3 separate regions of the Homo sapiens genome follow, and regions 1 and 2 are each linked to region 3. Evidence: chromatin contacts called from ENCODE Hi-C or POLR2A ChIA-PET data. All regions are on one chromosome and are shown on one strand. Each heading gives the region's core, a stretch centred on a gene start or an enhancer-like site at or near the end of the contact. The rest is flanking DNA. Distances are from core to core; before and after follow the strand shown. Region 1 overlaps ETV6 (ETS variant transcription factor 6). Region 2 has its middle 38 kb from the start of BCL2L14. Region 3 overlaps ETV6 (ETS variant transcription factor 6).

Region 1 (4,254 bases), core at 1,245-3,744, 170 kb after region 3:
TAACGGTCTCTGAATGACCAGAGAAAGCCACGGAGCTTTGGGAGGGGACAGAATACTAAAAGGGAGAAAAGAGTTCTCCAAAAAAAGCTGGCCTTGCTTTTACAGAAAATCAAGGTTTCTCTTCCATGGTGTAGGCCAGAATCATCCAAATGCCTTTCTGATATGCGCCTAATATACTGCTGACCTCCCGATGTGAGAATACTCTGCAAATTAATTCTGCAGTGCTACCTACGTGGCATACAGAGAGGTGTGATATGCTGTATTAGTCAGGGTTCTCCAGAGAAAGTGAACCAATAGGGTGGTGTGTGTATATATAAATGCATACACACACACAGATATTTATTTTAAGGAACTGGCTTATGTGCTTATAGAGGCAGACAAGCCCAAAATCTGCAAGATGTGCCAGCAGGCTGGAGACCCAGAGAAGAGCCGGTGGTGCAGTGTAAGTCTGAAGGCCATCTGCTGTGGCATTCCCTCTTCGGTTCTATTCAGGCCTTCAACTGATTGGGTGAGGCCTACCCGCATTACGGAGGGCCATGTGCTTTACTCAAAGTCCACCAATTTAAATATTAGTCTCATCCATAAATACCTTCACAGAAACATCCAGAAGAATATCTGATCATACATATGAGCACTGTGGCCCATCTAAGTTGACACATAAAATTAAGCATCACTTGTGCCCTAGGTGTTCTGCATTCAGAGATCCTATATCACAATTACTAGATTTCCAAAGAAAACATGAGATCTAGCCAGGTGCAGTGGTACAGGCCTATATTCTCAGCTATTGGGAGGTTAAGGTGGGAGGATCATTTGAGCTCAGGAGTTCCAGACCAGCCTGCACAACATAGCGAGACCTCATCTCGAAAAGAAAGAAAAGAAGAAGAGAGGAGAGGAGAGGAGAGGAGGAGAGAAGAAAAGATCAAACGCTTTCAAAAAAGAAAAAAAGGAACGGAATAAAATCTGTAAAATTTAAGACAGTGGCTAACTGGGATAAGAGGGCAGGGGTAGAATGAGGAAGAAGGTAGAGGTATATAGGTAGGGTATCAATATCAGTCATTTTGGTTCTTATGTTGGGTGGTGAGTTCATAGGTGTTCACTGTATCATCATGCTTTGTAACTCACATAGCTTCTTGGTTATATATCAAATATTACATATAGAATACAATGGGGGGTGGGGAACGAATCAAGCTTTCAGGCCACACGTGTGCATCACCTCAATGCAGCCTCCCCTGACCACTCCTGAACAGACATTTCTCTTTCTCTGATCAACTGTCTCTCCATTCATGAGCTGATATTGCTAGGTAACTTTTCATGTGCTTAGACCTTGCCTTTTCGAATGGATTTTAAGTCCCTCAAAATTCTGGGACAGTTTCTTACACATCTTTCTACTCTCCCACAGGGTCTGAGTGAGTGTCTGAGTAACTCAATAAATTCTCATTGATGGCTGAAAAGCAAGATGAGTCGGGGTAGGAATAACAAAAATAAACCAGCAGAAAAGCAGGGTTGGTTGAGTGGCACTGGGTGTCAGCTTTCTGGAAGTCACTAACAGCTCCAAAAGTTGACTTGAGAGGTCAGAAGCGAGGCAGGGTACATATACGATTCCTGAATGTGCCTAGAATGAAACAATGTCCATCCCCCATGATACTGGCCTACAAGTGGTACCTGTGATAACACAGCAAGGCTTGTAGAAGGGAATGTACACAAGACAGGGGGGAGTCTGGGCCGTCTGTGATGTCCAGACTGCAAGAAACCAGTGGAAAAGTCCCTCCCAGGGAGGTGGCACCTCAGCTCCAAGTTTCCTTAAGAAAACGCAGTTACAGCACCATTATACTTCTTGCTAAGTCCCCAAATTTCCAGTCTTTCAGCAGCTTCCCACCCAGTCTGTTCAATACCTTAGAAGACAACAGCACTCCCTTGCAGAGCACAAGTGAGGACTGCTTTATCTGTTCTCAAATTCCAAGTCTACATTCTTGTTCTTTTTTTTTTTTTTTTCACTGAGACTCCCCAACCCTAAACTTGAGATGCTCCCATCTGTCCCATGAACCCCAGCTCTGTCTGGCTTATTCCAATTTAGGTTAAAGAGATCAAGGCTGGATGTGGTAGTGAGAACTCTCTCCTGTTGGAAACAAAGGTTACCCTGAAGGAAATGTACAGCTTTCGACGTATGCTCACCACAGAGGGAAGCATAACAGAACATTCAAAATTATAACAGAATAACTTAAAATCAGGCTGAGAAAATCACAAATACAACTGCTAAGGGAAGAAAAGATAGACTTCAAACGGCTTATAAATTGATCCTGCTAAAAGGTCACTTTACTGCCATAAGATAGGAGGAGACAAAGTTGAGATTAAAATTATCATAACCATGTTCTAGTTCAGTTTCTCAGTTAACAGGTAAATATGGCCCTGTGAGGTGACATGCCAGGTCACTGGACGGAGAAGAACCAGAGCCAGGGATCACCACTCCATGGCCAATGCCTGTGTGCCATGACGTTCTCCAGGACCGATCCCCTTGGCCACTTGCCACATACGACTCGGGGCCTGTGTACCTGGCACTGAATCAAAGAAAGGTCCCGATTAGAATCCATAAATCTACATGCAGGAGGTTAGAGGGGAGAAATTGAGAAGAAAATCATTCTTTCCATACACTAAAAGGAAAATCATCAGTGGCTAAAGCAATCTGAGAACACCCATGCTTCCGACATTTCTCACATTTAGAAAAAAACGCCCCATGATGACAGAATTCTCAACACCAGCCTGCTATTTGGAACTAAAGGAACAAGTGGGAGCATGAAAGGGATCGATGGAAACGCAGTGCACAACTAGGATTTTCAAACAATCTACATCCAGCTCAGGTAGAGAAGCGCTGCGATTCCCACAGGTGTGCTCCCATTCTAAGCCAGGAGACCACCTCTAGCAGGTGAGCCTGCCTGCCACAGCAAGCCTGCTCATGGGAAATGAGCCCGCTGCTCAGGATTCTTTATTATTTTTAAGACTTCCCATTTGAGAAGCAGGGAATGTGATTTTTTTTCCTCTCCAACACGTTTTTTTCACGTCTAGCCTCCTTTACACAGCTGCTCTTCTTCAAGACTCTGCAATTGAGCGCTCTTGTTTACTTTCTTCTGAGTTCCCTGAGGTTTGATTGTTGAGGCCTGTGCAAGTCAGTGATTAGCATTCTGACTTCAATTCCTTCTTCAGAGTCAGCCAAAGGAGTCCAAGAAGTTGGCCACAACCACCCCCTGGGAACAATAGACCCTTTCTACAAAATACAGGTTTGTCTTCCTTTTCAAATACACAGGAGTTGGTCCCCTGGCAGAGAGGTCTACCTGACAGTACAAACTGTTCGCTGTGAAGTAGAGGGCTTTCCAAACAAGCAGCATCAACCTGCAGGTCATATGTGCACCAGAGTAAAGATTTCACCTCGATTCCATTTACAGAACTCAAAAGGTAAATTGTACGCCCCATCTGAAAGAAAACAGATATGGCTAGGAATGCAATCGTCCTAGAAATACCTGGCTTGTAACAGTCGGGCCCTGCAAGGGCAGCTGGGGTGTATGATGCAAGCCAGTGCTCTCCCACCCTCTCCACTTGCCTCTTATCTGTCCTGCTCACAAAACAGTGCAGGTGGCCCTACTATCTCCTAGCACCTAAAACTGAAGTCATTAGAAAACTCAGTAACCTGCCAGGTAAGGAGGGCTGCCCCTCATGGAAGCTCGGAGCACACTGATTCACTATTTAACCTATGAAAAACAGACAGCAGCCTCTAAAAGCTGAAATTCACATCATGCTCTCTACTCTTTTTTATTTTTATGCAGGACTGTTTTACAAGAAACAATCTTGCAATGTGATAGTGCTGGGCTCTTCCAGCGAAGAGAAATGGAGTCTAGTCCCTGCTCTGCCCTTTACTAAACTGGGCAACTTAACCTCTGTGCATCTATTTCTCCATGTGTACAAGGACAGTAAGACTGCCATCCTGCTTTTCTCACACGGTTATTATCAGGATAAAATGAGATAGCAAAAGCAAATATTTTTAAAGCTGCACTGCAAATGAAAGGCGTTGTTATTTTCATTCCTTTAACCAACTGGGAAGCCAGGCCTGAGGACATCAAGAACTCAGATGCAAGGCTGATGCACCTCAACAGAAGGAACGTTCGCTTCCTATCATCCCCATCCTAAAGAAGTCCTGGCAGGGGACCTCTGAGCCACTAAGACCAAGGCCCTCCAAAGATTTGAAAACCATCAAAGTTCAGGGGG
Region 2 (4,346 bases), core at 614-3,113, 160 kb before region 3:
ATGCTAGCGAGGTTGTGGAGAGCAGGGAAGCCTTGTGCACTGCTGGTGGGAATGTAAATTAACACAGCCATTGCAGAAAACAGTATGGAGGTTCCTTAAAAAATTAAAAATAGTACTACCATATGATCTAGCAATCCCACTCCTGGGTATATATATCCAAAGGAAATAAAATTGGTATGTTGAAGAGGTATCTGTACTGCCATGTTCATTGCAGCACTATTCACAATAGCCAAGATTTGAAACCAACTAAGTGTTTAAGTGTTCATCAACGGATGGATGGATAAAGAAAATGGGGTTGGATAAAGAAAACACACCATGGAATACTATTCAGTCTTTTAAAAAGGAGGACATCCTGTTGCTTGTGACATAGATGAACCCAAAGGACATTGTGCTAAGTGAAATAAGTCAGGCACAGAAAGACAAATACTGCATGATCTCATATGTGGACTCTTAAAAAGTTGAACTCAAAGAAGTAGAGAGTAGAATAGGGGTTACCAGGGCTTTCAGGCTTGTTGGGGGGCAGTTGGGGAGATGGTCAAAGAACATAAAATTTCAGTTAGACAAGAGGAATATATGTTCAAGAGATCTATTGTACAACATTGCAACTATGATTAATAACATATATTTTTGAAAATCACTGAGAGATTTTAAGTCACCCCTAAAATGATAACTTTGTGAGCACATGCATATGTAATTAGCTTTATTTAACCATTCCACAATGTATACATATTCCAAAACATGTTGTCCATGACAAATATACATAATAAAATAAAAAAATCCTGGCACAGAGCTGGCATTTCTGAAGTGTTAATTCCTTGTAACGCCATTTCTCAAATCGAGATTCTACCTGCACGCACATACCACAGGCTTCCATCTTTGCTCTGTTTTAGTTCATGACAGCCAGAGTTGCCCTCAAGATTTTCTAGTTTTTTGGTTCCCAAACTGGGATTCCCCAGCTCTCAGGCCCTGAGAAAGTTGTAACTAGGGTCTGTGGGTTAGTTTCAACATGCTGAAATCCTAACAAAAATCATTCATGGGTGGGAGACCAGGTTAAGAAGGGATCAAGTGTCTTCGCCTTTGTCTGTGATATGGACTCACTGTGGTAACTCTGGTTGCATCATGATCATCAGAAGGCCTGCCTGACATTTATACGTCTGATCCCTCAAGACAGAAAGCTTATTAAGCTCCTATTTTAGAGATGCATTCTGGTGGGCAACATCTTTCAGAAACACTGAATTTATGGGAAAAAATAGTAAAGAAGTTAACGAGTCTGGGGCATTGAGATCCACAAAGCTTAAGTAACTTCCCAAGGTCACACAGCAAGTTGGTAGCAGTGCCAGGACCAGAACTGATTTCTGCTGACACCTCATAGCCTGCGTGTTCCACTCCTTGCCGTGCCGTCCAGACTACCTTCTTTTCCACCTGGGTCCTTCATGTCTATCAAATATCACCTTGGAAACAGGCTTTTAGTCAGGATGTTGTAGTGTCAAGGGCAACTGAAGTCTCCTCTACACTAGGACCCCAGGAATCTAAGGGAGAAGGTATTTCCGACCATTTATTATGATTTATAATTTCAGCCAGAAATTTTTCTTCTGCTTCCTTTCTCAATTAGGGAAATGTGTGCTTTAGAAGATTTTAAATGCTTGGTTACTTAAGAGAGAAAGAAAACTCTGTTGCTTGTTCATATTATTTGTGTTTTTTTCCATGCAAAGACAGGAGGTTTTCAGCCAAGGCAAATCAGAGTGGCTGACATTCCCACGGGAAAGTGGGCCGGGCGTGAGAACAGGATGTGTACCTGTCTGGAAGCTGGAGCCTTTGATGTACATCCACAAGAGCCCCAGAAGGAAGCTGTTTTGATAAGCTGTGGTCACCAGGTGGCGCTACACACACGCTGTCAAGTCCAACAGTTTTTCAGACCTGCAGGATTTTTCCAGATTTACCGAAGCAGGAAAAAACAGGAAAAACAAAACGGGTCCAGTACTTCAGCTCAGAATAGTTGAGTTGAAAAGAGGTGGAAAACCCCCCAGACAGCTTGCCCTCTTCAATCGTGTGGCAGAGCATCCACTTGGTGCCCTTCGGATTCTTTGAGTAAATGTGGAGCTGGCTGGCTCCTCAAGGGAGTGTGGAATCAGGACGTGGCTGGTTCCGGCTGCAAGAAAGTCCCGGTTATTCTGCGAGGGCGAAAGAGCTCCAGCGTTAGGGCTTCAGCAGAGGCGGTTGCTAAGGCGCACCAGTCCTTTACTTCGGACCAGTCTGACCTTAACGGGAAAGGCAATTTCCCTTTCTGTATGGGGAACTCATTTCCTTTGTTGCTTTCCTTATTTTCCTCCCAGGGTCTTTTAATTCCATCCTGATTGGGGCCTGAGAGGAGGGCATGGGTGAGGTGTGAACCAGCAGCGCCCTTTCTTCCTTCTCGCTCCGCCCCCAGGCAACACCCTCCAGCACCCAAGCCTACCCTCTTCCTCCAACGGAAAAATGCACACGGCATATCCGTGTCTGTCCACATGCCGGATTTCCCGGCCAGTTCTGATGTGAAATATCTTGAAAGTTTGCTAAGGGGCCACTTTATATTAAAAGAGGATTAAAAAATAAAGAAAATCCCATACCTCCAATCTGAAAGTCTTTTCTTGGTGCCATAAAAAAACTGAGCTATCAGCCCTCTGGTACCTTCGATTCCAGGCCAAAGGCCACTGCCTGGTGGTGACGGCCAACGTGGAGGCACCCAGGCCAGCTCCCACGGCATCTCTGCCGACAAGCAGTGACTCCAGCAGATTGTAGTAGCACCTACACAGCCAGAGCTACACCCAGGTGCTTGCTTTGCTGCAGTTTGGGAGGGATCAATGTTCCAGAGCAGCGGCTCACCAACCTTAGCATGGCTCAGTTGCTGGGCTCCACTCCCAGAGTTTTTGGGTGAATGCGTCCAGGGTGCGGCTGGGAAATTTGCATTTTTAAGAATTTCCCCCTGAGGCTGATGCTACAGTCTGGAGACCACACTTTGAGAACCACTATTTCAGAGTAAAATGCTGGTGGGAGGAAAGGAGCAGCAGGAAACAGCCGATGACTGTGGTGTGGCCGGTCTTTCTCCCAGGCGGGGTGGGGTGTGTGTGCCAGGATTGCAGGGTCACCAGGAGGGCCGGTTCTGTGGGGGCTGCTGAAAATCCTTATCCCTCCTTTCTAGACTAGTGGTTCTGAGACTTGGCAGCACATTGGAATCACTTTGGGAGCTTAAAAAAAGATACTGATGACTGGCTTCTAGCCCCAGACGTCCTGATTTAATTGGTTCACAATGTGGTTTGGGCCCTGGAAGATTTAAAAGCTCGCTAGGTGTTTCTGATGTGTAGCCCAGGTCGAAAAATCACGGTGCTAGGTCCACGTCTTACTGCATTCTTATATCCAGTCCCCAGTAAGTGTAAGTTCTCACCACCCATTCTCAAACCCTTCCAGCTGTCTCTCATACCTCCCTGCCTCAGGCTGAAAAACACTGGCACCTGTCTGAGTACTGACTTCCTATTTATCCTTCAAGACGCAGGCCAAATATTTTTTCCGTGGTGGAGATTTTTCTGGCTTTCCCTAACAGTTCATCTCCTAAAGCACTGTGGATACACTAGAACTATAACCTTTATCTTTCACTTCATCGCAATTACATTCACGTGCTGAATGTAATGATGTTTCAGTCAAAAACCGACTGTATGTATGAAGGTGGTCCCATAAGATTATAATGGGGCTGAAAAATTCCTATCACCTAGTGACGCTGTAGCCATTGTCATGTTGTAGCTCAATTACTTTATTTTAAAAATAAACAGTGTAGCCTAAGTGTACTGTGTTTATAAAGTCTACAGTAGTGGACAATAATATCCCAGTCCTTCACATTCACTCACCACTCACTCACTGACTCACCGAGAGTAACTTCGAGTTCTGCAACAGCCATTTTGGTAAGTGCCCTATACAGGTGTACCATTTTTAATCTTTTTTTTTTTTTTTTTTTTGAGATGGAGTCTCGCTCTGTCGCCCAGGCTGGAGTACAGTGGCCCAGTCTTGGCTCACTGCAAGCTCCGCCTCCCGGGTTCATGCCATTCTCCTGCCTTAGCCTCTTGAGTAGCTGGGACTACAGGCGCCTGCCACCATGCCCGGCTAATTTTTTGTATTTTCAGTAGAGACGGGGTTTCACTGTGTTAGCCAGGATGGTCTCGATCTCCTGACCTCGTGATCCGCCCACCTTGGCCTCCCAAAGTGCTGGGATTACAGGCATGAGCCACCACGCCCAGCCCATTTTTAATCTTTTATACTGTACCTTTTTCACGTGAGGTTTGTTTAGATACCCAAATACCATTGTGTTACAAGTGGCT
Region 3 (4,422 bases), core at 982-3,481:
GTTTCCCTATCAGCTTCAAGAACATTTGTATCCGGCAAACTTTTCCTTTCATAAATGTGAAAACAACCCCAAACAAGCTGCCAATTGATCATTTTAAATGACATTTAATCCAGCAAAGCCAACTTTAGCTGAGTAATAAAAATACGTTGACATTCAGGACATATTGAATTAGTCACTAACGGAGACAGCAATAGGAATTTTGTGGCATAAAGCAGTTGTTTCAAGCTCAGAGTATAAGTGGCTTTTATAACATTATTGATTGTTTTGTTTCTTTGGTAAAAATTATGCCTAGATGATAAAAATAACTGCCTGACCACACAATAGATTTTTTTTCCTTTTTTTTTTTTTTTTTTTAAACAATTGACATTCAAGCCATGTCAGTTATTTTTGTTTCTAAGATTTCTATTAAATAAAAGGCAGATCCTCTTTAGGTTCCTAGATCCTTTAGAGGTTGTTGCCACGGCTCACCTGGAATTTTTCAGCCTTTTCGGAACCCATGCCTGCACAGATACAATGTTCTTTGATCATCAATGTAAATGCATAATACTATATAATAAAGCGCAACACACTCTATAAATAGAAGTTCACTCCACTTCAAAACACCTGAACGTATATGTATAAAATGTTTTTGGATCACAAGGTATTCATTAATTTTAAGTGCATTTTTCTTAAACGAAAGGGCTTTCTTCTATCTCAAGGCACATGGATATTTTAAAGAAATTTCCACTATTTGGATTTTCTTTTCCATGAGAAGTAGTTTATGAAAGTGTTTAGCCCAAGTATAGTTCCCTCTCCTTCCTGCTGGGTGAGGTACCCTCGGTATCCGCAGCTAAAGGCATTGTAAAAAATCCCTTCCTGTGGTTAAGGAGAAATATTTTCACTCCCACGTCTGTCTCTTACCAGAGACTCATTGTATAAACTTATTGAGCAGAGATTGTAAAAAGATGGGCAATTCACACATAACCAACATGGTTTCTAAAGAAAAAAACCACGCTAGACAAAACTGATGCCTTAAAAAACTTTGAGTAGGAAAGTCAAATTATTGACATAGGGAATGTTTAATGATTGTGGTTAATTTAAATTTCAGGAAAGCTTCTAAGAAAGTCATTTTATGTTCTTTTAACTGCCCAAGTGGAATTTTAAAGAAGGCCTGCAAATGACAGTGTCATGGGCATAATTACCAGAAGAGAGGCTGAGTGTCCCTGTTACATTTTTTGAAATTTATTACCTAAAAATTAACGTTTATTTCCAGTTCAGCAACAAAACACGCAAAGTAGCATATGAAAAAAAAAGTTGCTACTAAGCTTTACAAATATGGTTCTGAACTGGGGGCATGTGGCAATATCTGGAGGCATTTCTGGTTGTCACACTGGGGTGCAGGGTGCTCCTAGCATCTAGTGGGTAGAGGCCAGGGATGCTGCTGAATCTCTTACAATATAGTAAGCAACCCCACAAATTATTATTTGGCCCAAATATCGAGAGTGTTGAGAAACCCTGCTTAGAGAAACACGGTTTACAACATTCAGGGGGCCATCTGCTGCTTGTTTTTTTTTTTTTTCCCCTCCTCCTCCTCTATTCTAGATCAGCCATTACCTAGAAGCAGAAAGTTGGTCAATCCAGTGCAGCCAGGTGTGTGTTGATACGCAGAGGTGTGTTTACAATGGGCAATTGCTTGTGCTTTGCCGTGGCTTAGGAAAACAGAAAACATATGTGCACGGTGGCACGCTGGGGGAGGGAGAAGTGGAGGCAAATAATACAAAAATCTACGCTTCCTGGCTTCCTGGGGCAGAAGAACCACAGCTGCAAATGAGGCTGGACCTTTTCACCTGTGATTACATAAGGTGTGGAGAAGGCTTGGAAACACCGGTATCCGAAACTCACAGCCTGCAGCTGAGATCCAGCCCGCAGTCAGAACCTAATAAGGCCCAGCCTCCGCTTTGCTCAGGTGTGGGTGCAGCCTGGGAATTCACATCCAGGGACTGCAGGGAGGTAGGACTCTGTATTACAGCACTGTGCGCCCTTACACAAACTGGAATTTCCAGTCTCCTCAAGCCCCTTCTATTATTTTCCACTCAGACACCATGCTGTTGATGTTTTTTTATCTTTTAAAAACATTGTCCTGAAACTTCCTCCTCTTTTAGGGCTCTTTGATTTCTCAGTTGTTCACACTGAAAATCAAATGCAGTGACTCAGCCGCTGGGAATATTCCTGCTGGAGTGATGGCTCCTCCCCTCCCCAGTGCTCATCTTATTCATCCCCTCCAAATATGGACAGCAGGCAAAGCTTCAGGGAGGGGAAGCAGGAGCACAAAAGTAAATCTCCAAGGAAATAAGAAAACGGAGGTGGCCTTGAAGGGCACCCCACACAGGCCTTCCCTGTCAGTGCCCTGCGTGGCTCTGCAGGCAGTTGTGCTGGCTGTACCCACAGCTCCCACACAGTCCCTCTCAGATGGGCAGGATGGCAGCTCAGCAGTGAGGCAGGGGGGGACAGTGACACGTAGCAATTAACTTTCTTGTGCCATGCATTCACATGTTGTCTCATTAACAGTCAAAAGGGCCCAGAAATGGGTATTACTATTCTCAATATTACAGATAAGGAAAGAAGGGCTCAGGGACATTATGCACCTGCTTGGGAGTCAAGAACCGGATTCCAATCATGCTGACTTCGCAGTCCAAGCTTTTGCCACAGGCCCACACTGCTTCCCTAGGACTGTTCGGGGCCATCTGTCTCCAGGAGCTCTTGAGGGTACTGGGCTACAGAGGTCTACAGAAGGGCATCTCCCTGAGATAGTGTGGGAGGAAGCGGCTCTTTCACCTGGTACTAAAACACTGGAATCCCTGTGGCTTCTGGGGACATCCCACAACCCTATCTTTTCTTTCCTGCAAACACAGATATTTATGCACAGATGCATGTGTGCGAAGGTGCACATGTGTCTGCACACCCCACACCTTCCAACAAAGGCCGAGGGCTGAGACTTGCCCCCAGCACTTTCATGCAATCCCTTCACACTTCTCTTTTACGAGGTCTTTTAGCTGTCAAGGCTGCTCCTGAGGCTCATGTACAAAATTAAAAAAAAAAAAAAAAGTCTATAGGCTTCCTTTGAAACAAATTCACAGCAGCATTAAACACTGTGGGAGGAAGTGGAGACAGAAGCAAGATGCCAGAATACAGTGACTTCTCCCAGTCCTTGAAGCCCCTGAGGATAAGCCTCAAACTGCTTTCTCTGGAGTTTCATACTTTTTTCTTCATCTTACTTCAGAGGCTTCCCTAATTGAATCTTTGTATATATATAATTCATCCAGTCAATAAAACCAAATCAAGAAAGTACATTGTTTTAGTTGGGTGACAAATAAGCAATGCAAGAGACTTGATGTCTCGCTGATTAGAATCTTTTTGTTTCTGTTAAGGATGTAACCTTGAGAGATAGTAAAAGTATTTTTTAAAGTCACAAAAGGCTACCTTTAAAGATTCCAAGGATTGCTGCGAAGTGTGTTCTAAGAGGGTTGGGAGTGAAGAGATCTTGAGCTGAGAGGAAATTCTGTGTCTTGCCTGCTGTAGGATTAATGACCCAACTGACCAGCGATAGCCTCACAAATCGAGAAGTTCATGTTCACAAAGATGGAGAGACTTCAGCAAAAGTTGTGAGAGAAACACAAGAAAGGAGATATTCTCTATTTGGGTAGGCCATGGCCTTTGAACACGTAAATCTGTACAGATTTAGGTCCCCACTTTTGGGTAGCAAATGAGGGGTTATGAAATGAATGGATTATAAAACAATTGTCAGTGTACCAACGAATCTTCTTCCTCAGCAGAGTTTTGGATTAAGGCCAAGGAAGAGACAGGCAGACAGGAAATCTGGTGGCTCAGGTTTTAACGGAATTAAAGTACTTTAAGAGAAAACTAAACTGACTGAAAAGTGTTCGTTTAAGATTTAGCTGTCTATAGTTAAAGCAGGAGCTTAGTTTGTGTCATGGCATAAAGCAAGAGGACATTGCCTTCCACCAGCAAGGATACGAAATTTGGCATTTAGAGATGCAGTGCCCTATCATCTAGAACAATGCCTGGCACATGAGCAGACTGGCAATAATTTTTGAATCAATGAATGAAGAACTGTATAATCCAAAGTGCAAATAAATCGTTTCTTTTACGTAGCTAAATACTTAGTATTTTATTTATGTTAATGATATTATCGTAACTATTCTGGTTGGTCTGAAAATATAGCCTGCAGTCCAGAACCTGTCTCCTCTCTTACATAACTTGTTATTGTTCCTTTCACATGTCTCAAACATGCCTTGTCATCTAAAGTGCAAATAATTCCTTGGGAGCAAGGGCACTGTTTTCTAAGTCTGCATCCTACATTGCACCTATGATTCCAAGCACACTGACCACCACGTACACAATGTTGCAAGGCAGAGAGCATCA

Evidence for each region. A loop is a pair of places that touch in the nucleus more often than their neighbours do. ChIA-PET counts read pairs that join two places held with the same protein, here RNA polymerase II (POLR2A). Pooled maps may share reads with other maps.
Region 1: a map of sigmoid colon shows a loop between it and region 3 (2.7-fold over the local background). The contact joins two enhancer-like sites. A Hi-C loop is called at or near these places in 3 of 168 maps with a recorded cell type or tissue (A673, endothelial cell of umbilical vein and sigmoid colon) and 6 of 50 pooled maps. POLR2A ChIA-PET finds 5 or more read pairs at or near these places in 1 of 52 experiments (endothelial cell of umbilical vein).
Region 2: a map of mammary epithelial cell shows a loop between it and region 3 (3-fold over the local background). The contact joins two enhancer-like sites. A Hi-C loop is called at or near these places in 11 of 168 maps with a recorded cell type or tissue (CD4-positive, alpha-beta memory T cell, Caco-2, Calu3 and 8 more), 7 of 37 single-sample maps with no recorded cell type and 18 of 50 pooled maps. POLR2A ChIA-PET finds 5 or more read pairs at or near these places in 2 of 52 experiments (PC-3 and activated T-cell).

Annotation. Positions count from the first base shown.
Region 1 is chr12:11,705,996-11,710,249 of GRCh38, reverse strand. The region is part of intron 1 of ETV6 (ETS variant transcription factor 6); the gene reads right to left. Among named protein-coding and RNA genes, the nearest start is that of ETV6, 58 kb to the right of the region's middle. Within about 2 kb of position 2,494, at least 14 of the 41 ENCODE cell types and tissues checked have a DNase peak (open chromatin) inside an H3K27ac peak, as active enhancers do.
Region 2 is chr12:12,031,053-12,035,398 of GRCh38, reverse strand. No RefSeq gene overlaps it. Among named protein-coding and RNA genes, the nearest start is that of BCL2L14, 38 kb to the left of the region's middle. RefSeq lists a silencer at 1,750-2,044 and enhancers at 2,496-2,595, 3,046-3,095. Within about 2 kb of position 1,863, at least 28 of the 41 ENCODE cell types and tissues checked have a DNase peak (open chromatin) inside an H3K27ac peak, as active enhancers do; they include endothelial cell of umbilical vein, where a contact is called at or near this core.
Region 3 is chr12:11,875,965-11,880,386 of GRCh38, reverse strand. All of the region lies in intron 5 of ETV6 (ETS variant transcription factor 6), which reads right to left. Among named protein-coding and RNA genes, the nearest start is that of BCL2L14, 190 kb to the left of the region's middle. RefSeq lists an enhancer at 1,353-2,150. Within about 2 kb of position 2,231, at least 17 of the 41 ENCODE cell types and tissues checked have a DNase peak (open chromatin) inside an H3K27ac peak, as active enhancers do; they include endothelial cell of umbilical vein, where a contact is called at or near this core.